2 separate regions of the Mus musculus genome follow, and region 2 is linked to region 1. Evidence: chromatin contacts called from ENCODE POLR2A ChIA-PET data. All regions are on one chromosome and are shown on one strand. Each heading gives the region's core, a stretch centred on a gene start or an enhancer-like site at or near the end of the contact. The rest is flanking DNA. Distances are from core to core; before and after follow the strand shown. Region 1 holds the start of Aimp2 (aminoacyl tRNA synthetase complex-interacting multifunctional protein 2). Region 2 holds the start of Eif2ak1 (eukaryotic translation initiation factor 2 alpha kinase 1).

Evidence for each region. ChIA-PET counts read pairs that join two places held with the same protein, here RNA polymerase II (POLR2A).
Region 2: POLR2A ChIA-PET joins it to region 1 with 16 read pairs in Patski. The contact joins the promoter of Eif2ak1 here to the promoter of Aimp2 in region 1. POLR2A ChIA-PET finds 5 or more read pairs at or near these places in 3 of 5 experiments (Patski and embryonic stem cell).

Annotation. Positions count from the first base shown.
Region 1 is chr5:143,904,543-143,912,060 of GRCm38, reverse strand. Aimp2 (aminoacyl tRNA synthetase complex-interacting multifunctional protein 2) reads left to right here and starts at 2,222. Exons shown (of 4, transcript NM_001172146.1): 1 at 2,222-2,480; 2 at 5,306-5,512; 3 at 7,265-7,496. The coding sequence starts at 2,346. It overlaps Pms2 (PMS1 homolog2, mismatch repair system component), which reads right to left and starts at 2,060. Exons shown (of 15, transcript NM_008886.2): 1 at 1,982-2,060; 2 at 1-140. The coding sequence starts at 2,004.
Region 2 is chr5:143,813,761-143,820,350 of GRCm38, reverse strand. It overlaps Eif2ak1 (eukaryotic translation initiation factor 2 alpha kinase 1), which reads right to left and starts at 2,559. Exons shown (of 15, transcript NM_013557.2): 1 at 2,343-2,559. The coding sequence starts at 2,460.

The DNA.
Region 1 (7,518 bases), core at 973-3,472:
CAATAGTAGTAGCACCAGCATCTACACTATTTTCTATCAACTCCTTCACAGCGGTGCTTAAACTGAGTACCACCTGCCCAGAACAAATTTGATGGACTGACTTCCCATCAATAGGCTTGATGGCCTTAGCACATTCTGTACTAAAACAAAACGAAACAAACCAGTCACAAAACACAAAATCGATACTTAGACAGAGCAGATACTTCAATCTTGGTAAGTGGCTGATCTGTAACTAGTTAGCCTAACCCACTCATTATATGAACACACTCATTTCACTTGCAGATATGAATGCTCGCCAATCTTTTAACACTCGTTTAATATGTATTTAAAATTGAAACTGAAAAATCTAATTATCCATGCATCTATATGGAGGAGACCTGTTGTAACCCTCAAGGGACAGATCAATAACACAGAGTTCTTTTACAACACAGAGTTCTTCATTCTTGAAAAGTTGAATAACTTTTCAACATTAGTTTTTTTGGTTTTTTTTTTACACTTTTTTTTTTTTTTGGTTTTTTGAGACAGGGTTTCTCTGTATAGCCCTGGCTGTCCTGGACTCACTCTGTAGACCAGGCTGGCCTCGAACTCAGAAATCGGCCTGCCTCTGCCTACCGAGTGCTGGGATTAAAGGCTTGTACCACCACGCCTGGCTCACAATTCTTAAAAAGTCAAAGTTTGGTGGGAAATACTGGTTGACAAAAATCATCTTCCAACTATGTAACTATTCTCATAATTGCTTTTGAAACCTGTACCCAAATCCATGCTGCCTACACTGCTCTGATGAAAGTCCTCAGAGCTCATGTTTGAGACAAGAGTTCATTCTCAGCCTCCAAATGATAGTCCCACCTCACGACCACACTCAGCGAACGGGTTAAGTCTCTTTCTGTCCTGGCTGGCCTAGGGTAATCGCCTTTTTGTCTCCAGTTTACCCTGATTGCTACCACCAGTTTTGTTCACTCTGACACAGGTTCCAAGGTAGCCCAGAGCGCCCTCAAACTCCCTATGTCGTTAAAGGTAACTATGAACTCCTGCTGAGCCTGTTCCTGCTCGGATTATAGGTGTGGCTTGATTCCCACCAATTTCTTTTTACAATTACAAATCCAGTCGAAAAAAATCTTTAGGTTTAAATTTTTAGTGGTGCTCATTGCCTATCATATGAAGTTTGAAGTCTAGCAACGACAAGGTCCCAATCTACTATCACTAATTCCCCTACGGTTTAGTCACCATAAAAATAGTTTCCCGGCTATGAAATGCCCCATAAAAGTATAACAGAACATAGGTGCATCCTTGCAGTAACAATTTTAGGGTATTTTCCATATGGTCTGACATATAGTAGACTTCCAAAAACCCTGGTGAAATAAACCAACCAACCTCTTTTCTCTTCAATCTACCTTGCACAGAACCTCGCTGGTTATCACAGCACTCGGGTGTTTGAAGTAGGAGGATCCCGAGTTCAAAGCACTACCTCAAAAAACCAAAACAAACACTTGCACTCGTTCTAACTGCAAAGGATCTCTGGGGAAATCACAAGGTTAAAATACAGACAGCAAATTTGCATTTACAAATCTGTCACCGAATGTAACTGTGCTGGCCTTCGAAGATGTGCTTCACTGCTATGATGCCGCCTGTGAACACTACACCAAACGCACAGAAGCACCTCAATATAATAAAAGTTAAAAACCCTATTGACTGCAAGATCAGCGTGAGCCTTTAAGCCTCCCTCCCCAAGTCTTCAAGAATAAAGACTCAATAAATAAACAAACAGCGGAAACGAATTTTGTCTACGGCGACTGATTTTCGTGCTGGGTTTCAAGTGCACGGCCTGTGGCGGGAGGATGCCGAGGAAATAGCTTCCTCACAGAGGACCCGGTCCAGTCCGCGAGCTTGCCCGCCTCGCGCCTCAGCCACTTCCGGTCCTTTCAAGAGACCGGGATACCGGGAACTCTATAGAATGCGCCCGGAGACCACAAGTCCAGCTCACCTCACGCCTTCGGTTTGCTCCATGGATGCAGGACTCCTCCAGTCACAGTCACCGCGGGAGAGTTGGCGCTGCCGCTCTCGGGAAAAGACGCGTCTCCTGGAACACCCATTGGTTGCTTTTGACATATGATCCGCCCCTTCCGGGCGGGCTAGCGAAGGCATGCCAAGACCTCTTTACCGGTGATTGGCCAACTCAAAGGTCAAGTTGGTGACGTTAGACCAGCCCGGCCAATGAAAGCTCGGGGACTTCATTTTCCGGAACGCCAGCAGCAGAGTCAGAAAGAAGGCGGCTGCTGTCTGAGGTGGCCTTGGGTGGCTTCTGAGCGTTCCTGTCCCTCGCCCGCTACCTTCCTTGGGTTCCCACCATGCCGATGTACCAGGTAAAGCCCTATCATGGAGGCAGCGCACCTCTGCATGTAGAGCTTCCAACCTGCATGTACCGGCTCCCCAACGTGCACAGCAAGACCACCAGCCCCGCCACCGACGCGGGCCACGTGCAGGTAGGAGCGTGCGGCCCCTGCCTGGTGCGCAGGCGCCGTTCGTGCCGCGCCGCACCCTGCCCTATCCCTCGTCCAGTCTAGCGCGCCGGCGCTGTGTCTGCCTAGGGTCCCGGTCCCTTCTGCGGCCGGGTCCGACAAAATCCTCCTAGATGAGTGCTGCTGTGGGTTCCTGTCACGATCTCCAGGCGCACAGAAAAGTGAACAACACGAAAAATGCTCATTCGGAGGAATTTTCAGAGCGATCCCAGGGTTACCATAACCCAGGTTGACGGGTTTAGTGCCCCATCCTTCCCAGTTTAACTTTTCCACAAGAGGTCCCGACTTTTACTGTAGTTATGTGTTGTTTTTTTCGCGGTTAGGTTGTGGAGGCTATCTTTAAGCTATATAATCTTGATGGTCTGGAAACATAGTATGTGTTCTGTTGTCTGGCATACTGTACAAGATTTTGTTATAACGATAGTGAGTGATCTTGTTCCTGGCCACACCCCGCTTATTTATCTGCCCGGTCCTCACTCATGGGCGCTGGAATTTATAGACTAGCTAACATAAATAGCCTGTATAGGAATGGAATTCCTGGCCCAGTGGGCAGGTTTGCCTTCCACTTTTTAAGTTCTTTTTCAAAGCGGTTATACAGGTTTAAGCTGTTACCAGCAGGATAATGGAGACATCCTAATGTAGTTTTAATTTGGATGTCTCCAGTTTCTAAGTAAGTTGAGGTCCTTTTTCGTGTTTCCTGGCCATGGGAGTGTGGGGCAGAAACAGTGCCTTTGTAGCCCAGGCTGTCCTGGGATTCTTACAGCCAAAGATAATCTTGAGCCCTTTCTCCACCAGTGGAGAAAGAGCTTCCAAGTGCTGGGGTTAGAAGTGTGTGCCTGCCTAACTCAGAACAATTATCTTACCATGCTTATCACTATTGTTTGATCTCATTTTCTTTCTTTCTTTTTTTTTTTTATTTTGGTTTTTCGAGACAGGGTTTCTCTGTGTAGCCCTGGCTGTCCTGGAACTCACTCTGTAGACCAGGCTGGCCTCAAACTCAGAAATTCACCTGCCTCTGCCTCCCACCATCTCGTTTTCTAAAGACTAAAATTTGTTAGGTCTCAAATGGCTAACTGAGGTGCCCTTTAACATATCAAAGCAGACACTGGCCCTCAGGTCCACCCAGCACCCCTCAGTCTCTACCAGTGACAGGGCCTCCTGGTTGGTTTACCCCATCCCCTACCCTGAAATCTCCAGCCCAGAACTGAGCAGGGCTTCCCTCTCCCTAGCTCCTCTGGCTGCTACATAACTAAGCCGTTTGGCTATGCCAACGTCCCAGCTCAGGCTGGCCACGTTCACTCCGGACTCTCCAGCTGTCCCTGCCTCTGCTCTCCCTTTTATCTACAATAAACTTTACCCTCCAACCTTAGGAGTTGTCGCGCTCTTCCTTTTACGTTCTTCCCCACCCCTTTCAGTTTTCTACTGATTATCTATCGCAGCCCAGATTTCCAGCAGATAGAAAATGGGGCATTTTGGATAAATACGTAAAGAGATGCCGCTGTGGGCATCTCCTGATCCTTGTCATCCCTGATTTTGCCTACACTGGGAGAGAAGTGGTTAATTCAGAACCTGGTGGTATTAACAGTTGTCCAGCTGCGGAACTATGAAAACAAGAGCAGACATGGATCAGTGGTCCGTCAGCTAGACGCCGTCTTGGCCCCATAAGTGAGCATCTGAGTTTGACCCCTGGAATCTACATGGAAGGAAAGACTCAATGCCCCTGTGCTGTCCCCTGACCTCCAGTCACATGTGCACACATAATAAATGTAGAAAAACGAAATAAAGCCTATAGCAACTGTGATTGGTTTCTTAATGCATGCCAGACTGTACTTGGCAAAGAGGATGCGTTGGTACAAAGGATGAGCTGTTGGCTCTCTGTGGAGTTACTCTCTCAGTAGTGACTGCTCCAGATGACCAAGATAGGAGAATGCCAGTGCTGCCTTAAAGCAGTGCTCAGACTTGATCACTTGCTCCAGGGAGAGGCTTCCAAACTGGAGGGTGCTTCAAAGCCTGAGTTCCAGGCTGAAAGACATGGCTCACTGCTTAACACCTTTCTGCTCTTGCAGGGAGCCTGGATTTGGTTTTCAGAACCCATAGAGAGACTTACAACTGACTGTAATCCTGCTACCAGGATATCCTATGCTCTCTGCTCTCCTCCAGGCACAGTGGTACACACACGCACAGACAGACATGCAGGCAAAACACCTATACACATAAAAATAATTTTTAAAACCTTGAGGTCCTTTCTCCCCTTTCTTAAACAAATTATTTTCTATTGTCCTCCTCCCATCTTTTGTCTGCTCATTCAGACATAGTCTTTGAAGGTGTGTGGTTGAGACTGTCTCATGTAGCCCATGCTGGCCTGGAACTTGCTATGCAACAGCTGAGGCAGTAAACTCTTGATCCTCTTGCCACAACCTCCCAAATGTTGGAATTATAAGTATACATGACTTAAACCAAGTATTTTTAACTAGCCTGTTACTGATAGTAAAGGATTCTGGGTACAATGAGAGGCCTACGTAGGAAGATCACATGAGCCCAGAAGCCCAAGGTCATCCTGAACAACACGTAACAAGGAGGTTGTTTGGTGGGGAGGAGGTCGCCTACCATAGCATGCATGTGGAGGCCAGAGGACAACTTGTCGGAGCTGGGTCTCTCCTTTCAGCGGGGTCTGGGTGATGGAATGCATTGTCAGGACTGCCAGTAAAACACCTTTTATATACTGAGCCGTGTGTTTTTAGACAGGGGAAATTTGGTGGCAAACTAATTTGGTGATAAACTAACTTTAGGAAACATCCGAGCCTTCTTTGCAAGCCCTTGAATCTCGCCAAGATGATATTTTAAAACGCTTGTATGAGTTGAAGGCAGCAGTCGATGGCCTTTCAAAGATGATTCACACCCCAGATGCAGACTTGGACGTAACCAACATCCTGCAAGCTGATGAGCCCACAACTTTAGCCACAAACACATTGGACTTGAATTCCGTGCTTGGAAAGGTGAGAAACCAGATGTCTATGAGTGCCAAAACATGGGGCCAGTGGCTTGGCATTGTAGTTCTCAGAGGTGGAGTAAAGCACTCGTTTTCTTTCTTCTCTAAATGATTGCACCTAGAGCTGCTGCTGCTTGTGTGTGTGTGTGTGTGTATGTGTGTGTGTGTGTGTGTGTGTGTGTGTTGTGGGGGTCACTCCAGTGATCCCAGAGCTTCAAGGCTGGGCTAAGAGGATCATGAGTTCTAGCTTACAGGAGACCCTGGCTCAAAAAAATAAATGGAGCAATTACACCCAGAGCTATAAGGCCTCTTGGTATGGTGAGGGGTGACCAGAGAGAGAGAGAGGAGAGAGCAGAAAAGGCAGGTCTAGAGTCCCAGCATCCTGTTGTCCCAGTCTGTGTCAGCTACCTCTAAGCCCTGGGAGGAAAGGGCATCCCAGCATATTCTAGATGCCACTAGATAGAGTAGAAGTGTCCCCTACTCTTTTTGAGGAAATGCCCTGGCTTCACAGATGTAAAAATCTCACCTCCCCCGTTGCAGTACTTTGCAACGAGCCAGCTCCAGTGCTTAAGTTTGGTCTATCAAGGATAGATTGTCGGAGCTGGAGAGACAGGTCAGCAGCAGCTCTCGTGCTACTACAGAAAATGAATGTACCAGCTAACATTTATGATTGAAGTTTATAGGACTCAACTTACTTAGAGGACCAGCAGTGGAGTAGGCCAAGAAGCCGCATAAGTAATCCCTAGAACTCTGACAATACAGTGCAGACACCTAAAGGGTGCAAGTGCTGCAGTGACTCGCCCAGAGCTCTGACAGCCTTGGTGCCTCTGCTGCACTTTGTCCTGTCTCCTGCCTTCTCTGTCCTGCATATTTTCATGCACTGAGGAAGCAACCAAGACCTGACCAGACCCCTGAGGAGGCGAGTCCGGAAACATGCACAGCCAGGGTGCTGGCTGACAGTGTGCTGGGAAGGCTGACATGGTGTGGAGGATGAAGTCAAGACTCTGAACCAGGAGCCCACATCTCACTCTTGTGTGCTTTGTGTGTGTGCAGGTTCATGTGCACACGGATGCATGATGTGACAGCCTGCGATGAGGCATTTTCTCGGCTGATGCTCATGTGGTTGTCAGTCTCTCACTGACCTAAGCTCACCGTCACCTGGCTGGCCAGACCTGCAGACTAGCCTTTGTTCACCTCCTCAGCTCTGGGATTGCAAGCATGCTTTTCACCTGGGTTTGAAGTTGACCTCAGGTCCTTATGTTTTAGGGCAAGCACCTTACAGACCGAGCTGTCTTCTCAATTCTGGGTTTTGTTGTTTTGAGATAGGTTCTCATGTTGCACAGGCTGGCCCCAGACTCACTTTATAGATGAATGTCTCAAGTTCCTGATCCTCCTACCTCTTTTAGAAAGTGTTGACCTACAGGCTTGTGTCCGTCAGCACTTCCTACTGAGCTCAGTGACTTTGGATAACCTGCTTACCTCCCCAGGACTCAAGTTTCTCCAGCTGTCAAGTGGGGTCACAGCAGCATCTTTAAGTGGGATTTGAGACTCAATCAGACCCTGAAGTTGTGGGGGGTAGTACCTAGTTCGTTTGTGAACACAGATGGCCCTTTTGTTTTAAGACAGTTTCTGTGTAGCCCTTGCTAACCTGGGCCTCATCCACTTGCCTCTGCCTCCAGACTGCTGGGATTAAAGGTGTGTGCCACCTCACCTGGCCAGTTGGCTTTTGTTGGCTTTAGTGTTTTGGTCTCTCCCTCAGGACTATGGGGCGCTGAAAGACATTGTGATCAACGCAAACCCAGCCTCCCCACCACTGTCCCTGCTTGTGCTGCACAGGCTGCTCTGTGAACGCTACAGGGTCCTGTCCACTGTGCACACACATTCGTCTGTCAAGAATGTGCCCGAGAATCTTGTCAAGTGCTTCGGGGAGCAGGCTAGGAAGCAGTCCCGCCACGAGTATCAGCTGGGCTTCACTCTGATTTGGAAGAATGGTAAATGTGGGACTGGGTTGGA
Region 2 (6,590 bases), core at 1,310-3,809, 92 kb after region 1:
AAAAATATTCTTTTAAAGGCTAACACTCAAAGTAAGTAAAATGGAAAACAAAGGCTGAAGAAAGTTCCAACTTCCCGGCCTCATCTACAAGCAGAAGAGGAAACATAGGTAAAAGGAGAAATGACTCCAAGTTCTCAAAGTACAAAGATGTCAGCTGCAGGTGCGAGCCGAATTGAGTTCTAGCTGCTTGCCAAGCAGGATGTCGGTAAACATACAAGACAGATAATCCGGAAACATGCTCCCAACAGCCAGGCCGTCAGTAAGGGAAAGCCTGGTCAATCAGTCCTCGTGCCCGCTACCTGGGAGGCTAATGCAGATTCCAATCCAGGCTGGGCTTCCGAGTGAATTCAATGGGCAACTTAATGACACCCTGAACAACGTTAACAACGTTAGCGGAGCGGAGCAGAAGCTCAGCTGCGGGGCACTTGACGAGCGTTCACAAGATCCTAGCTCAATCCCCGGCTTAACAAATAAATAAAGTATTGTTACTGTATTATTTTGTTTTTAGACAGGTTGAAGGATTAATCTAAGGTAATACTTTTGAAACACTGGTGACAGCTGGGCGTGGTGGCGCACGCCTTTGATCCCAGCACTTGGGAGGCAGAAGCAGGTGGATTTCTGAGTTCGAGGCCAGCCTGGTCTACAGAGTGAGTTCCCGGACAGCCGGGGCTACACAGAGAAACCCTGTCTCAAAAAAAAAAAAAAAAAAAAAAAAAAAAAAAAAAAAACCAAAACCAACCCTGGTGACTAATGAAAGAAAACGAATGTCTTGGAATACAGACTGGCTTCGAGACTGCGGTCTGCTGCAGCGAGACTGCGGTCTGCTGCAGCGAGACTGCGGTCTGCTGCAGCGAGACTGCGGTCTGCTGCAGAATTCCTACAGCGAACTGCGATTGCTCATTGAGGCTTTGACTTTTCTGACTCCACCGTGAACTGGCAGTATGATCTCTTCAAAGCATTCAGACCACCTGTAAGACATCACCTAACTCTTGGCCTTACACCCATTAAAAGTGATACTGAACGTTCCACAGACCTTTCTATGTTTAAAGGCAAAGAATCAGCTGTGGGTGAATACTCGTCATCTCTTTAGAAGAGGCATCACCACGGAAGCAGAGCCGTATTAACAGGAAGAGGGCAGAAGTTCGAAAGTTTGTCCTCGCTCACTCCCTTCCGGAATAATCTTTGGTGTGCAGACACTCTTATCACGGCGTCACAGAAGAGATGGACCTGCATGTTTACAGCTGGGCCCTCTCCTAGGACACACACTTGCTCGGCTCACGGGCTACAGTAACATGCCACTTGCCGTGTGGGGAAAATCTGCATATTCATTTAAAAGTTATCTTACAACCAGCCTCTATACAGCCTACTGAGTCACCACGATGAACAACTTTTATTTCTCATTGTGGTCAATTATTACAGGCAGGATTTAAAAATGAAAATGGAGAAGAAAAAAAAAAAACCCTGAATTTAGTGTACACTCCTAACTCCACTACAACATACTCATTTCTAGCTTTACTGTAACCTTATAAGCATTCTGTGTATACAGCTAAAACCTCCTTGGATGTATGTTTTGGGGGCTGGAAGATAAACCCAGGATCTCACTCATCCTAAAACATTCTCTGTCACTGCTCCACCGTCATTATCCTTTTTTGTTAGTTCGAGATAGAGTCGTATGTACTTCAAACTGCCCTGGAACTCAACATGAAGCTCAGGCTTGCCCTTCAAGTCCCGATCCTCCTGCCTCCACTTTCCATACGTCTGGGTTACAAGAGTGCACCACGACTCGGTGTATTCACTATCGAGAGCACAATTTCAGTTTTAAAACGGCTCAAGCAACTGGTACCAACCAACTGCACTTTCTGTAAAATACCAGAACGTTAACCTACATAAGAATCGATGTTTTGAAGACGACGCGCCTTACGTTACACAATTTGATTTACATGTATCAAAAGCCTCAAGAAAACTGGAGCGTTCGTGTACTACCTCGCTAAAAGAAATCATTACTTATCTAATCTTTACTTATCTAATCTCATTCTAGCAGTGAACAAAGATTACACTCAGCGAAGAAAAACAAGAAGCGAAAAGCGGCCTCGGGGAAGTGGCGCAAAACAGAAGTCAAGAAATACAAATGCCCACAAACGGGTAGAGCGTAGACGCTCTTGTAGTAAATATTTACCTAACCCTTGACAGCCTGCCCGCCACCTCCCGGTGCCCTACAGCTCTGGGCCCGAGTTCGAGCCCCGAGGCGGCCTAGGATCTTAGGTGACCACCGGGGACCACTGGCGCGCAGGAACTCATATGAACAGCGAACCGTGGGACTGCGCGAGCCATCCCTGTCTCACCATCATACTTGGGGTCCGACACCTCTGCGGGGAAGTCGATGGCAGGAGGCGCGGCCACCGCCCCCGCCGCGTCGTCGTCCGTGTCGCGCTCGCCGTCCACGGAGCTGCCCCCCAGCATTGCCGTTCGGAGCGTGGATAGTAACCTCGCTCTGCCGGTCCCCAGACGCTGCCGGCCACTAGAGCCTCCCCCCAAGCCGGAAGTAACACAAGAGCCAACGGAAGTCCCGCCCCAGTGACCAGGAAGTTTCTGTAGGGGGGCGGGCTCTCGCTGTCCCGCCCCTTTTTTCTCTAAAGGAAATGATTGGCTGATCCACTGCGGGTGTGCCCCGAGTGGGCAGGACAAGCAGGGGTGTGCTGGCGCGGCGTGGTGCGGCGCTGCCTGTGTAGGAAGGACCTTTCTCCTTGACCCTGTGGGTTGTGTCTGGTTCTCTGTTCTTCCCATATTATCCCTGTAGGCATCATAAACGCTCAGATCTCACACCTGCAAACTTTTCTCTGGAAAGTATAATAAGCAAGGGGACCCACACTCGGAAAGACAAAGACCGCGTGTTTCTCGCTCAAATGCAGATATCCTAACCTGTAATGGATATACGTGGGAGTAAGTGTGGGTAAAGCCTAACAAACCAGAAAGAAGACCAGAGAGAGTGAAAACTGATGTTGGGGCAAGGGCAAAGTAAATAAACCGAGGGGAAGATACATGGTGCGCGGGGGAGGGAGCGGGGAGACCGGGAAAGTAGAAGCAGTATTTTATGGATGTTGGTATATCAACTCTGCCTTCATATGTGTGTCTGTTGCCTATGGAGGCCAGAAGAGGGCATCAGATCCCCTGGGACTGGAGTTACAGAGGACTGATAACTGATGAGAATTGGACTAGGTCCTCTGCAAGAGCAGCAAATGCTGTTGACTACTGAACCGTCTCTCCAACCTCTTCTTTGTGTTTTAATTTCGAAAATCCAGCCATCTAAGGGACCTAATTTTAGAAGTGATGCATATATATATATATATATATATATATATATATATATATATATATATATGTACATGTATATGTATAAGTGATACGTATATATATAAAATAACTATCTTTTAAAAAAATCACCCATCGTAGTGGTTTATATGCTTCTAATTTTTAAATTTGAGCACTTGAGAGGTAGAAATGAGAGGACCAGGTGTTCAAGTACATAGTGAGTTTGAGGCCAGGCTGACTTAAATGATACCCTGTTTCAGAACAAAAACAAATTTATCTACAAGTCCTGACTCGAGTAGAGCAAACTTGCTTTGATCCATCACAGACCATAGCAAAATGGGAAATGCCAGAGAGAATCTAATCTAAAGGAAATTCTTGGGTTTTGAGACTAACTTTCCAGTTGGTTTCAAACCAAAGGTTTTTTTTTTCCTTGTGACCACCTGGAACCCACCCACCCACCTCCAAAGCTACCCTAGATGATGAAGTTAAGATTCAAAAATCGATGCTGGGACTTGGGAGTAAGTTTACTTGTTGCTCAAGCCTAAGGACCTGAATTCAAATCCCCAGAAACCCACACAAAAGCCATTGGCTACAACTGTGCATGTTATACTAGAACCTGCAAGGGACAGAAACTGGAGAATCCTTGGGGCTTGTTGGCCAGCCAGTCTTACCTAATCAGAGAGCTCCAGGATCGATGAGGAGCCCTGTCTCAAACACACACACACACACACACACACACATACATACATATGCATATATATGGTGGAGAAGGCTCAGTGGTTGAGAGCACTTGTTTTCAGAGGACCTGAGTTTGGTTTTCAGCACCATGTCTAGCAGCTCAAAACTATCTGTAACTCCAGCTCCAGGGGATCCAACACCTTCTGGCCTCTGTGGGCACACACACATACACACATCCTCACACATACACATATACATATACAAATACACACATACCCTCACACAGACACATACACACCCTCACACACACACACCCTCACACATACATACATATACACATATACACTCATACCCTCACACACACACACACACACACACACATATATATATATATATATATATATACATACATACACACAAATACACACACAAGTTTAAAGAAATAGGGTGATGAGCAGTAAAGAAAAACTGATACCATCCTCTGGCCTCCATATATGCATGCACATGAACATGTACACATGAATATACCACACATAAACATACAATTGTTTTTTAAAGGTTAACGTCTTTGTCCTCTGGTAATGTCCCTGCTTTGATTGTCAGTGCAGTGCTGTTGAAAATAATCCATAGTAGCTCTCAATGCAGATAAGTACAGCTGGCATGAGCATCTTGTTTTGTGCTCCGAATTTAGCGTGGTATGAAAAATTGGTAGAGTTGACATTTTTATTTTAACGTATGTTCCATATAGAGTCACGCGGTTCTATACAGCCTCTCTCGTGTGTGGGAAGAGAGCAGCCCTCCAGGAGAATGATTTAACTGAATGCATCCATGGGTTTTTTGGTTTGTTTGGTTTTTTTTGAGACTGTCCTAGAACTCACTTTGTAGACCAGGCTGGCCTCGAACTCAGAAATCTGCCTGCCTCTGCCTCCCAAGTGCTGGAATTAAAGGCCTGCGCCACCACGCCCGGAGCTGCACCCATGTTTTTTAAGCCACTGCTTATAACTCAACAATGCCCTTCACAGGAATGCTTCCCAAATACAAGGCTGAGCAAGCATGGTGTTGCGGGCCTGTGATCTCAGGACCTGAGTGTGGAAAGAGGAAGATCAGGAGTTCAAGACCATCCTGGGCTACATTGTCTGTTCAGAGAACAGCCTGAGACACATGAAACTCAATTGTTCTGTATTTAAAAGCCAAACACACATATAAATATCCATACAGGGATATAGACTGTAGGCATTAAAAACATTGATATGGAATCTGGTGAGATGGCCAGGGGTCTGGGGTGGGGGGGAGGTGGGGGAGGGAATGTGCTTGCAAGCTGTGCAAGCCAGAGGATCCAAGTTCAGAGCCCCAGCATCCATGCAAAGCCAGGCAGTACCAGGCTATACCAGTTCCTTTTCTGTTGCTGTGACAAACATGACGACTGAAAGCAACTTGGAGACGAAAGGATTCATTTCCTTGCAGGTTGCAGTCCATGGTGGAGGGAAGCCAAGGCAGGCACCTAAGGCTGCTTCCTGGCTTGCACCCTGGCTGTTGCTGTGACAAAGCATGCACCAGGAGCAAGTTGGGAAGGAGAGACTTCCATATCACTGCTCACCATTAAAGAACAGGAACTCAAATCAGGGCAGGAACCTGGAGGCAGGAGCTGATGCAGAGGCCATGGAGGGTGCTGCTTACTGGCTTGCTCCTCCTGGTTTACTCTGCCTGCTTTCTTATAGAATCCAGGATCACCAGCCCAGGGATGGCCCCACCCACAATGGGCTGGACTCTCCCCATCAATCACTGATTAAGAAAATACACTACAGCCCGATCTTCTGGGGGGCATTTTCTTAGTTGATGATCCAGTGCACTCCCTCTGACTTAATCAGCGACCATTTTTTAATTATTTCTTTTTACTTTTGTCTCACTCCATGGCCTGGGACAGCCTGGAACTGACATTGTAGACCAGGGTGGCCTTGAGTTCATAGACATGAACTTGCCTCTGCTTCCAGAGTGCTGGGAAAGACGTACGCCACCACAGACAGCTTCAGCACCATTCTTACACAGCTCCGGTGATTAGAAATTAAGAGAATGCCTTGCAGACATGGCCACAGCATGGTAGTCTGATCTGAGCACCTTATCAGTTGAGGTCCCTCTTCCCAGCTGCCTCTAAGGTTGTGTCCGGTTTACAGATGAAATGAGCAATGAGAGGGCTCTAACTCCAATGTGGAATTCTTTAGGAAGAGACAAGAAGAGCCTGGAGAACAGCTGGCCTGCCAGGATGGCTGAAAAAGCAAGGTCCAGTTCAGCGAGAAACCCTGCCTCAAAAAACAAGATGCAGCTTGATTGAGGAAGACAATCCTAACATCAGCTTCTAGCCTCTGTGAGCACCTCCATGGATGAACGAGCATGTGTGTGTATGTTCCAAACACACACGCGTACACAGGCATGCATACACAAGCACAAAGAAGACATAAGTTAGAGATAGAGCTTTAGATCTCAGTAGTAGAGCACTTGCATAGCATATACAAAGTCCTGGGGAAAGGAAAATGTGCTATGCAGTATCTGGCCCACGTCACTGTTTCACCATCAGTAGACATGCCCAGCGTTAACAAGGTCAGTGC